Regions from separate parts of the Homo sapiens genome. Here region 2 is linked to region 1. The links are chromatin contacts, found by Hi-C or POLR2A ChIA-PET in ENCODE. All regions are on one chromosome and are shown on one strand. Each heading gives the region's core, a stretch centred on a gene start or an enhancer-like site at or near the end of the contact. The rest is flanking DNA. Distances are from core to core; before and after follow the strand shown.

What was found. Hi-C counts contacts between places; a loop is a spot of excess contacts on that map. ChIA-PET counts read pairs that join two places held with the same protein, here RNA polymerase II (POLR2A). Pooled maps may share reads with other maps.
Region 2: a loop to region 1 is called in a map of naive thymus-derived CD4-positive, alpha-beta T cell, with 2.2 times the contacts of the local background. The contact joins two enhancer-like sites. A Hi-C loop is called at or near these places in 4 of 168 maps with a recorded cell type or tissue (dorsolateral prefrontal cortex, naive thymus-derived CD4-positive, alpha-beta T cell and posterior cingulate gyrus) and 3 of 50 pooled maps. POLR2A ChIA-PET finds 5 or more read pairs at or near these places in 11 of 52 experiments (CD4-positive, alpha-beta T cell, CD4-positive, alpha-beta memory T cell, H1 and 7 more).

Annotation. Positions count from the first base shown.
Region 1 is chr12:12,526,593-12,531,015 of GRCh38, forward strand. All of the region lies in intron 1 of DUSP16 (dual specificity phosphatase 16), which reads right to left. Among named protein-coding and RNA genes, the nearest start is that of DUSP16, 34 kb to the right of the region's middle. Within about 2 kb of position 1,424, at least 3 of the 41 ENCODE cell types and tissues checked have a DNase peak (open chromatin) inside an H3K27ac peak, as active enhancers do.
Region 2 is chr12:12,485,260-12,489,789 of GRCh38, forward strand. DUSP16 (dual specificity phosphatase 16) reads right to left here. Exons shown (of 7, transcript NM_030640.3): 5 at 1,769-1,928. Among named protein-coding and RNA genes, the nearest start is that of DUSP16, 75 kb to the right of the region's middle. Within about 2 kb of position 1,597, at least 3 of the 41 ENCODE cell types and tissues checked have a DNase peak (open chromatin) inside an H3K27ac peak, as active enhancers do.

The sequences.
Region 1 (4,423 bases), core at 174-2,673:
TGTTTCGATTTTTATTACTTGTACACTTCAAAATTTGTGCCTAGCCAGAGAATCCTTTTTTTAAGATTATTTTTACGTGATTATATTAAGGATCTTCTTCTGCTTCCCAGATGATTTTTCTCTTCAACTTCCCAAACATGATCCTGGGTTCTAGGTCAGTCATACTGACACTGACTATATCCCACTCAGAAAAAAAGTGATAATCGCTCACACACACAATTTTTTTCTTTCTACCCATGGGTTATTTTCTGCTGGCAGCAATAGTTTCATCTGCTACTGCTACTGCTGCCCTAAAACACCCACTCCCAAGGCCTGCATCAAGGCCCACAGCAGGGGATGGGGCTCCAGGAGGAAGCGGGGGGTCCCACTCAGAGAGGCACAACTCCATTTTAAACATTTTCTTTTACAAAGAGAAATTATCAGGGAAAGGAAAAGGATCCCATAGCTATGGGGTGCTTAACAGGCCTGTTGAGTGAGGAGAGGGATTTAGTTTTATTTGGTTGGGCTAGAGCTCAAGTTCAAATTCTCAGTTTATGGAAAGGATATAATCAGGTGAGAAGTTTACTTTTATTAAACTACAAGCCTGACTTAAATTTTTTCCCTCCAACAAAACTGAAGAAACAGGCAACAAGATATACCGAAATGCCTTTCAATAGAGCCCTAAACACAGGCTTTCAATAACAGGAAAAAAACCAATCAAAAGGGAAAAAAGGAGACTATCATATCTGCAAGCAAACAAGAACTCCTTAGACTTTGACTGCCTCAATGCTACACAGATTAAAGCAACTTTATCTCATAAGCTGTGGGTTAAGATAAACTTGATAGAAATTCTGAGCTCTGGTATTTGGCAAATATATTCAATTAAAAAAATAAAAACAAACACAAAAAACCACCCTCACCAAAATCAAGAAAGCTAAGAACTTGGTGCGGCAAACCACCATGGCATGTGTATACCTATGAAACAAACCTGCATGTTCTGCACATGTACCCCAGAACTTAAAAGTATAATATATACTTTATAATATGTACTTTTATTTATAAAAGTATAAAACAAAGTAAAACTACAAACTTAATGTGCTTTTTAGCTGCCTATTAATGTCTGATCATATTTCCTTACCCAAAAATTGAGGACACATATTCTGACAAGTGATGGCAATAATGAGACTGCTTGAAGCAAAACTATTTAGATGATACTAGACCTGGAGACAGCAGTTATCCGCACCGTAGAACCCAGTTGCCTCGCACTGACATACCACACTGTTGAAAGCCGCCCCTCCAATCAGAGGTTCAGGTTGTTTACATACATCTCAAGGACCCACAGATAAAGGCTGGAATAGCAGTCAGCCTTCAAAGACTACCTATAATGCCTGCGCTTTTAGGCACAGGCCAGCCCAGGCAGAGGCCAAATCTGTGAGAAGCCTTCACCAAAGTTTCTGTTCAGGGCAAGGAGCACTCCCCTCCTGGTATTGGCTCAATCAGAGCTCTTGTCTTTTTCTTAGTACTGCTTCCTGTTTATGATCACCTGTTTCACCCGCTTCCCCTTCCCTGACCCACCTGAGCTCTCCTCCTCCTTCCCCCTCCCAACCTTCCTCTTTCCCTCTGCCACCCATGTATGTATCCTAGACACACTCCTCCTGGCCCACAGGCTCCTTCACCTACCCCTCTACACTTAATGCTTCCTCCAGACACGCTGCCTGAAAACTCAGGACCCTACCTACTGGGAGAGGGGCCGGTGTATGGAGGTGGTCTTGGGAGGGTAGAAATGGAAGGATCCCTGGATGAAGTTACTGGGCAAGAGGAAATACGGCCAGGGATTGGCTTAATCTGAGAATTGAGGAGAAAATGTTTTAGAAGGGTATTTTCAGTAAAGGTAGGCTGGAGGCAGGAGAAGAAAGATTTAGAACAAGCCAAACAGAGGTCAGATGGGGATTAATTCGTGCATCCTGGTTTTCTTGAACATCTGCCAAATCACTATAATTCATCAGGCCTACTGTAACTAATTCAGTCAACTAACAAGTACTTATTTGGCACCTAATATGTGCCAGGCACTGTGAAAATGTAGCAATAAATGAAAAAAGTATTCATTATAATTTATAAGTTATTAATGTACTGCCTGGTTATAAATTAACAAGGCAAAAATTACTGCCTTTCTGGAGCTTCTAATTTAGTGATGGGGGACACGATCAACAACAAAAACAAAACATTTCCTATGATAGACGCCGATAAGAACTAGGGAGAAAAAATAGAGCAAGAGCAAAGGGTGTGCGGGGGTGGCTGTTAAATTGTAAACAGAGTAGTCACAGAAGGCCTTACCTTGAGAACATGAGAGAGGAGAGTGGTAAGAGACTGAGCTATGTGGATACCTGGAAGATTGTAGCTTTCTGGGGCCAATGAATATACTAGCCAAGATAATGCTGAATTGGGCAAATACCAATAAAAGATGTGGCAGGTGTTCATGCTTTGTTCAGAACTATGGTTATATCTATTGGAAATGATGCATTTCCAGGAAACTGAACTTTTGTTTTTGTTGTTTTTTGAGACAGGGTCTTGCTCTGTCACCCAAGGCTGGAATGCAGTGCTATGATCTCAGTTTACTGCAACCTTCAACTCCTGGGCTCAAGTGATCCTCCCACTTCAGTCTCCCAAGTAACTGGGACCACAGGCATGTGCCACCACACCTGGCTAATTTTTATTTCTTGTAGAGACGGGGTCTCACTGTGTTGCTTAGTCTGGTCTCAAACTCCTGGGCTCAAACAATTCTCATACATTGGCCTCCAAAAGTGCTGGGATTACAGGCGTGAGCCACTGTGCCCGGCCAAACTTTTTAAATTAATGGATAAAACTGTATGTATTTATCATGTACAACACGATATTCTGAAGTAGATATACACTGTGGAATGGTTAATTCTACTAACAAGTGCATTACCACACATAGCCATCATTGTTGTGATGAGAACACTTAACATCCACTCCTTGAATTTTTCAGGAATACTATATATCCTCGTTAACTGTGGTCACCATGCTGTACAATAGATCCTTGAACGTATTTCTCCTAAATAATTATTTACTTTCACCAACATCTCCCCAGGCTTCCCCTCCCCATTAAACATCCCAGCCTTTGGTAACCATTCTACTCTCTACTTCCATGAGATCAACTTTTTCAGCTCCCATATATGAGTGAAATTACACAGTATTTGTCTTCCTGTGTCTTGTTTATTTCACTTAACACAATGTCCTCCAGGTTCATCCATGTTGTAGAAAATGACAGGATTTCCTTATTTTTTAAGGCTGAATAGAATTTCATTGTGTACATATATACCACGTTTTCTTTATTCATTCATATTTTGATAGACGCTTAGGTTGATTCCTTATCTTGGCTATTGTAAATAGCACTGCAATAAACATGGGTATGCAAACATCTCATTTTCTTTACTCAGTAATGGGATTGCTGGATTATATGGTGGTTCTATTTTTAATTTTTTTTGAGGAACCTCCATAGTGTTTTCCATAATGGCTATAAATAGTTCATATTTCCACTAACAGTGTATAAGGGTTTTCCTTTCTCCACATCCTTACCAACACTGATCTTCTGTCTTTTGAAAACAGCCATACTACCAGGAGTGGGATACTATCTTACTGTGGTTTTAATTTGCATTTCTCTGATGATGAGTGATGCTGAGCATTTTTTCATAGACCTGTTGGCCATTTGCATGTTTTCTTTGAAAAATGTCAGGTCTTTCACCCATTTTTCAACCAAGTTACTTGCTTTCTTGCCATTGAGTTGTTGGAGTTCCTGATGTTTTTGAGGTATTAACTATTTATCAGATGTATAGTTTACAAATATTTTCTCCCATTCTGTAGGTTGTCTCTTCACTCTGTTGACTGTTTCCCTTGCAGTGCAGAAGCTTTTTAGCTTGACATAATCCCATTTGTCTATTTTTGCTTTTGTTGTCCATGCTTTTGAGGCAGGCAATTGAACTTTTAGCTTCAGTGTGAAAAAACATATATATAAGAAAATTTAGTACAATTTCTTCCTTAAAACTACAAAGAGAGAAACTGTGGTTCCTATACAGTGCATTTCTTGGCAAAGAAATGAAAAGAAATCCTGTAACAAGAAAGATTACTATTAATGTTAATATTATACATTTTTTCCAACCCCACAAGTGTGTTGTATCTACTAAGAGAATCTTAGTTTTACAACATGGAATGTAGTAAAATATCAAAGACACATTAAGCAAGATATATGTGTGAAAAAAGTCTATACAAGGAGGTAGTTTAAAGGATCTTTACATTAAAAATTTTTTAAATGCTTTCAAGGTTCTCTCCTTGTCAGAAGGATCAAATACTTAACACAAGGCCTTTACAAGTTAGATTACTATATTGAAGGGGTTGATAACACTAAAATAAGTTTATAATCTTTATC
Region 2 (4,530 bases), core at 347-2,846, 41 kb before region 1:
CCTCGGCCTCCCAAAGTGCTGGGATTACAGGCGTGAGCTACCTGGCCATTTGTTTGTGATTACTTTAATATGAACTAAGTCATTTATCTTCAGATGTTTCACAGAATGAATCCTAATTGAAGATGAAACCCTCAGCAACCTGGAAATCTTGAAAAAAAGGCAAGTGTTTTGGAATTACTTAAAGTTCCAAAAGCATTAAATAGAATATTCCCCTCACAGGTGAAAATTATAATATGGGGCTTAATATACATAATTCCACTTTTTGTTTTTGAGACAGGGTCTGGCTCTACTGCCCAGGCTGGAGTTCAGTGGCACAATCTCAGCTCACTGCAACCTCCGCCTCCTGGCTCAAGCAATCCTCCCACCTCAGCCTCCCGAGTAGGCGGGACCACAGGTGCACTGGTAGAGACAAGGTTTTGCTATGTTGCCCAAGCTGGTCTCGAACTCCTGGGTTCAAGTGATTGCTTGCCTCGGCTTGTTAAAGTGCTGGGATTAAGGCATAAGCCCCTGTGCCTGGCCAATTCCACTTTTTTTTTTTTTTTTTTTTTTTTGGAGACAGAGTCTCACTCTGCTGCCTAGGCTGGAGTGCAATGGTGCAATCTTGGCTCACTGCAAGCTCTGCCTCCCGGGTTCATGCCATTCTCCTGCCTCAGCCTCCCGAGCAGCTGGGACTACAGGTTCCTGTCACCTCGCCCAGCTAATTTTTTGTATTTTTAGTAGAGATGGGTTTTCACTGTGTTAGCCAGGATGGTCTCAATCTCCTGACCTCATGATCCACCCGCCTAGGCCTCCCAAAGTGCTGGGATTACAGGCGTGACCCACCGCGCCTGGCCAATTCCACTTTTTTGAAAGAACTAGTTCTTTTATTTTTAATTATGGTAATGGTAACCAATTCAGAGTAATTATGGATTAGGGTGCTCCAACTTATGTAACTGGGGGAAAAAAAATTCCTTACATGGAACATCAAGAGTCACTGTGGTATGTTGCTCAGGAGCTAGCAGTGTTTCTCCTCTGCTCAGCCACTGTCCACTAAAGCCACATTCCAAATACACATCACCAAGTTACCACCCAGCAGATCTGATCCTGTGGCACCAAAATGCCTCAGCAGTAAGTACCCAGGGGCCAGAGAAGCTCCAGAATTGAACAAGCCCAGGAAGCACAACAAAGTATGGCACAGATGAGATCCCGTCAAGACCATTGCCAGGAAAATAACCAAATGAGAGTGTGTGTGTGTGTGTGTGTGTGTGTGTGTGTGTGTGAAAATTCTGTTAGATCAAACACTACCTGAAATTATTGGCATGTGGACCCCGGCTCAGAAACACTGACATAAAGACTTAAATGTAATGGGATTTGTTTTCAAAAGATTTGACTTTTCTCTGTAAAAAACACAGCAACAAGGCAACAGGGAATATTACCAAAGTTTCCCAAAGGCTTGTATAGGATTTGAAAAAGTTGGGGGAAGAATTTAACCCTAAAAGCTTAACTGATTTTCAAACACCTGCAAATACATAATTACAGATCCTGTGAAGCTTAACCTTGGTGGTGTTAAATGTTAGCTAGAATGTCACAAGGCCAGTCCTTAGGGACAGTGTGACACACACGTCACCTTGACCACCAGATGAGTAAGCTGCACCACGTGCTGTTTTCAGACTTTTGAAATCTCTGAAATAGGCTCCTTTTCTCTAAAGAAAAAATGGGGGGCTGAGGGGGTTCACCTACACATGAGACGATCACCCACAGGACCTGCAATATTATTTGAGCTACTTACCAATGAAATCTACTGATTTGTCCAACCACGGCAAAATTTTCTCACAAAAGCTGTCATTCACAGGCACACGCAGGAAATGAGACTCGGGGATAAAGTCAGGCTTTGGACAGGTATTGCTGGCATTTAACACATAACCAATCCCATTCTGCTGCATCAGCTCCTATGGAGAGAAAGAGTAGCAGTTAAAGTGACTAATAATATAGTAAACATGATCATTCTGAAAGAGTGAAGTTTAATGTGATGATAAAAATGCCCAGTTTCCTTGAAATATAATTCATTCAGATCAGTGAAGTCCAAAAACCTAGCAAAATGACATCTAGAGACAAGTTTAAAGAAAAAAAAAAATTTAAGGACAACAAACGCTATTTAAAATAGTATGCTTGAAGCCCACACATCATTCATATAGTCAAGTCTCTATTATCTTCATTACTAGAGAGAGAAGTGGAACAAAGAATACAAAAGAAAACAACAGTTTATATGATTTTAGAATATATGGACACACAACATTTTCTTCCCACACGGAACACGCTGGTTCTCTAAGATACAATTCTAGTCATTCTTCTCACTCTAAATACTCTCTTTGAAGGCTGCACTTACTTCTGTAGTCTTAATTACCAGTTCTACATGCTGATGGCGTGTGTGTGTGTGTCCTCTTAAATTTCCAACCCGTATCTCCAACTACCTACTGACTATCAGGATGTTCCACAGGCCCTTCACATTCAAAATGTCAGAAACTAAACATATTCTCTTTTTCCCTTTTCTGCCCCCAACTCCTGCCTCCTCTCTGTAATCCCCAAATTGGTTTAGGGTAATAACATCGACCCAGCCAACTAAGCTCGAGAATAAAATGGGGCTCCTTTCTCTTCCCCATGACCCTCATCCAAATGGCTGCCAAATCCTTTTGGAATAACCTCTTCCATTGATCCTCTCTCCTCTCTATACCCATTCACTGCTCAGTAGCCAAGATAACCAAAAAAGCCACCAGGAGCTCTTGAAGTTTGCAGTGGTTTTCTCTCCAAACCATGTTCTGAACAACTAGAGGAATCTTTGTTATGATTAACCCCAAGCTGGGTGCTTTATCCACATTCTTTTCATTTCCTTGAGTCTCATTTCCTGCTCCTGTCCCATATAGCACCCCCAACGTCAAATGTATACCCACCCTCTGTTCACACGATTCCTGTGCTTAGAAGGCCCTGTCCTTCTTCCAGAAGACACTCTTCCCACTTTTCCTACTTTAACCTCATCTGTGAACTCTTTCCCACTCATGCATAATTAACCATTCAGTTCTCTGTCCTTCCAAAGTACTTTGTTCACACCATTAATTAAGCACCTACCATAGTGTGTTACCATTAACAGATAATTCTCATCTCCCCTGTTATGTAATGAAGTAATGAGTAAGATCTTGGACCGCGTCTTGTTTTTGCACCTTCAGCCCAGCTATAGAATTGCACTCAAAACAATCTGTTCAACTGACATCCATCCACCATTTAGCAGGCAAGCCCACACAAACCCGCTTCATTTAGTCATCCCCCTGCTGCCTCTCAGGAGACGTTCCAAGCCTGGAATAATTATCTTAGTCTAAGCAATCTTGGTCATTTCTTCCTTCTCTTGGAATACTACCTTTTCTACAAATCTTTTCCAACTACCTGAAAGAAAATGGGCAATTTTCTTCCTATATTACCCTTCTGAAACATGCCAGTTCCCTAATCTCTTCATTTACTACATTTGGCACAATAAATATACTTTATTTTACATAAAAGGTGAACAGCAGCCGGGCGCAGTGACTCATGCCTGTAATCCCAGCACTTTGGGATGGCCGAGGCAGGAGGATCACCTGAGGTCGGGAGTTTGAAACCAGCCTGACCAACATGGAGAAACCCCAACTCTACTAAAACTACAAAATTATCCAGGTGTGGTGGCACATGTCTGTAATCCCAGCTACTCGGGAAAGTTGAGGCAGAAGAATCGCTTGAACTCAGGAGGCAGAGGTTGTGGTGAGCTGAGATCGCGCCATTGCACTCCAGCCTGGGCAACAAGAGCAAAACTCCATCTCAAACAAACACACAAACAAAAAAGTGGACAGCATAAATCCAGATTGTGTATGCAACCATCTCTTATCTCTGAGATGACAATGTCAATAAACAGCTTTTGGAACTAGGTGGATTTCTTAGATTGGCCAACACCCTTCAGCTATGCCAGAGCCCAAGTCTTCTGATGGTCTCATGCTTCTGTTAGGTTAACAATCAGGCTACGTAGATCTTAATGGTATTTACTACAACCTTTAAACTTTTGTACATGTAGCAAAGGTTACATTTGTTTTTCTATGTGTGAACCCAAGGTGAGTTTATCTAGTACTATCTGATCAACAACAGGGTGCAGAAACTGATTCAGGATCACTCATGTAAGAACAGAAGTGGGTCACTGGAGTTAAATCAGCCTTTGAGGACTTTCTCACCAATAGTCCTTTCCACCAACGGTACTACATTTTTCTCCTTTCCACCAATGGTACTACAGATATGTTAAATTAAAAGTAAAGGAATTAGTAATATCCCTATCCACTCAATTCAATAATGAAGAAATTACAGAAGTTTCTGAGAAATGAGGTGACTCTAATAGTGTTACACACTGTACACAATCAAAAGACAACAGGAAATTCTAAGAGAAAACATGTTGCAAGTCAATAAGGACTGTCAAAATTGATTTTCCATAGAAAAAATACGATGTACACTTCTGACAAGTAAACTTAATAGCCTACATTTTAA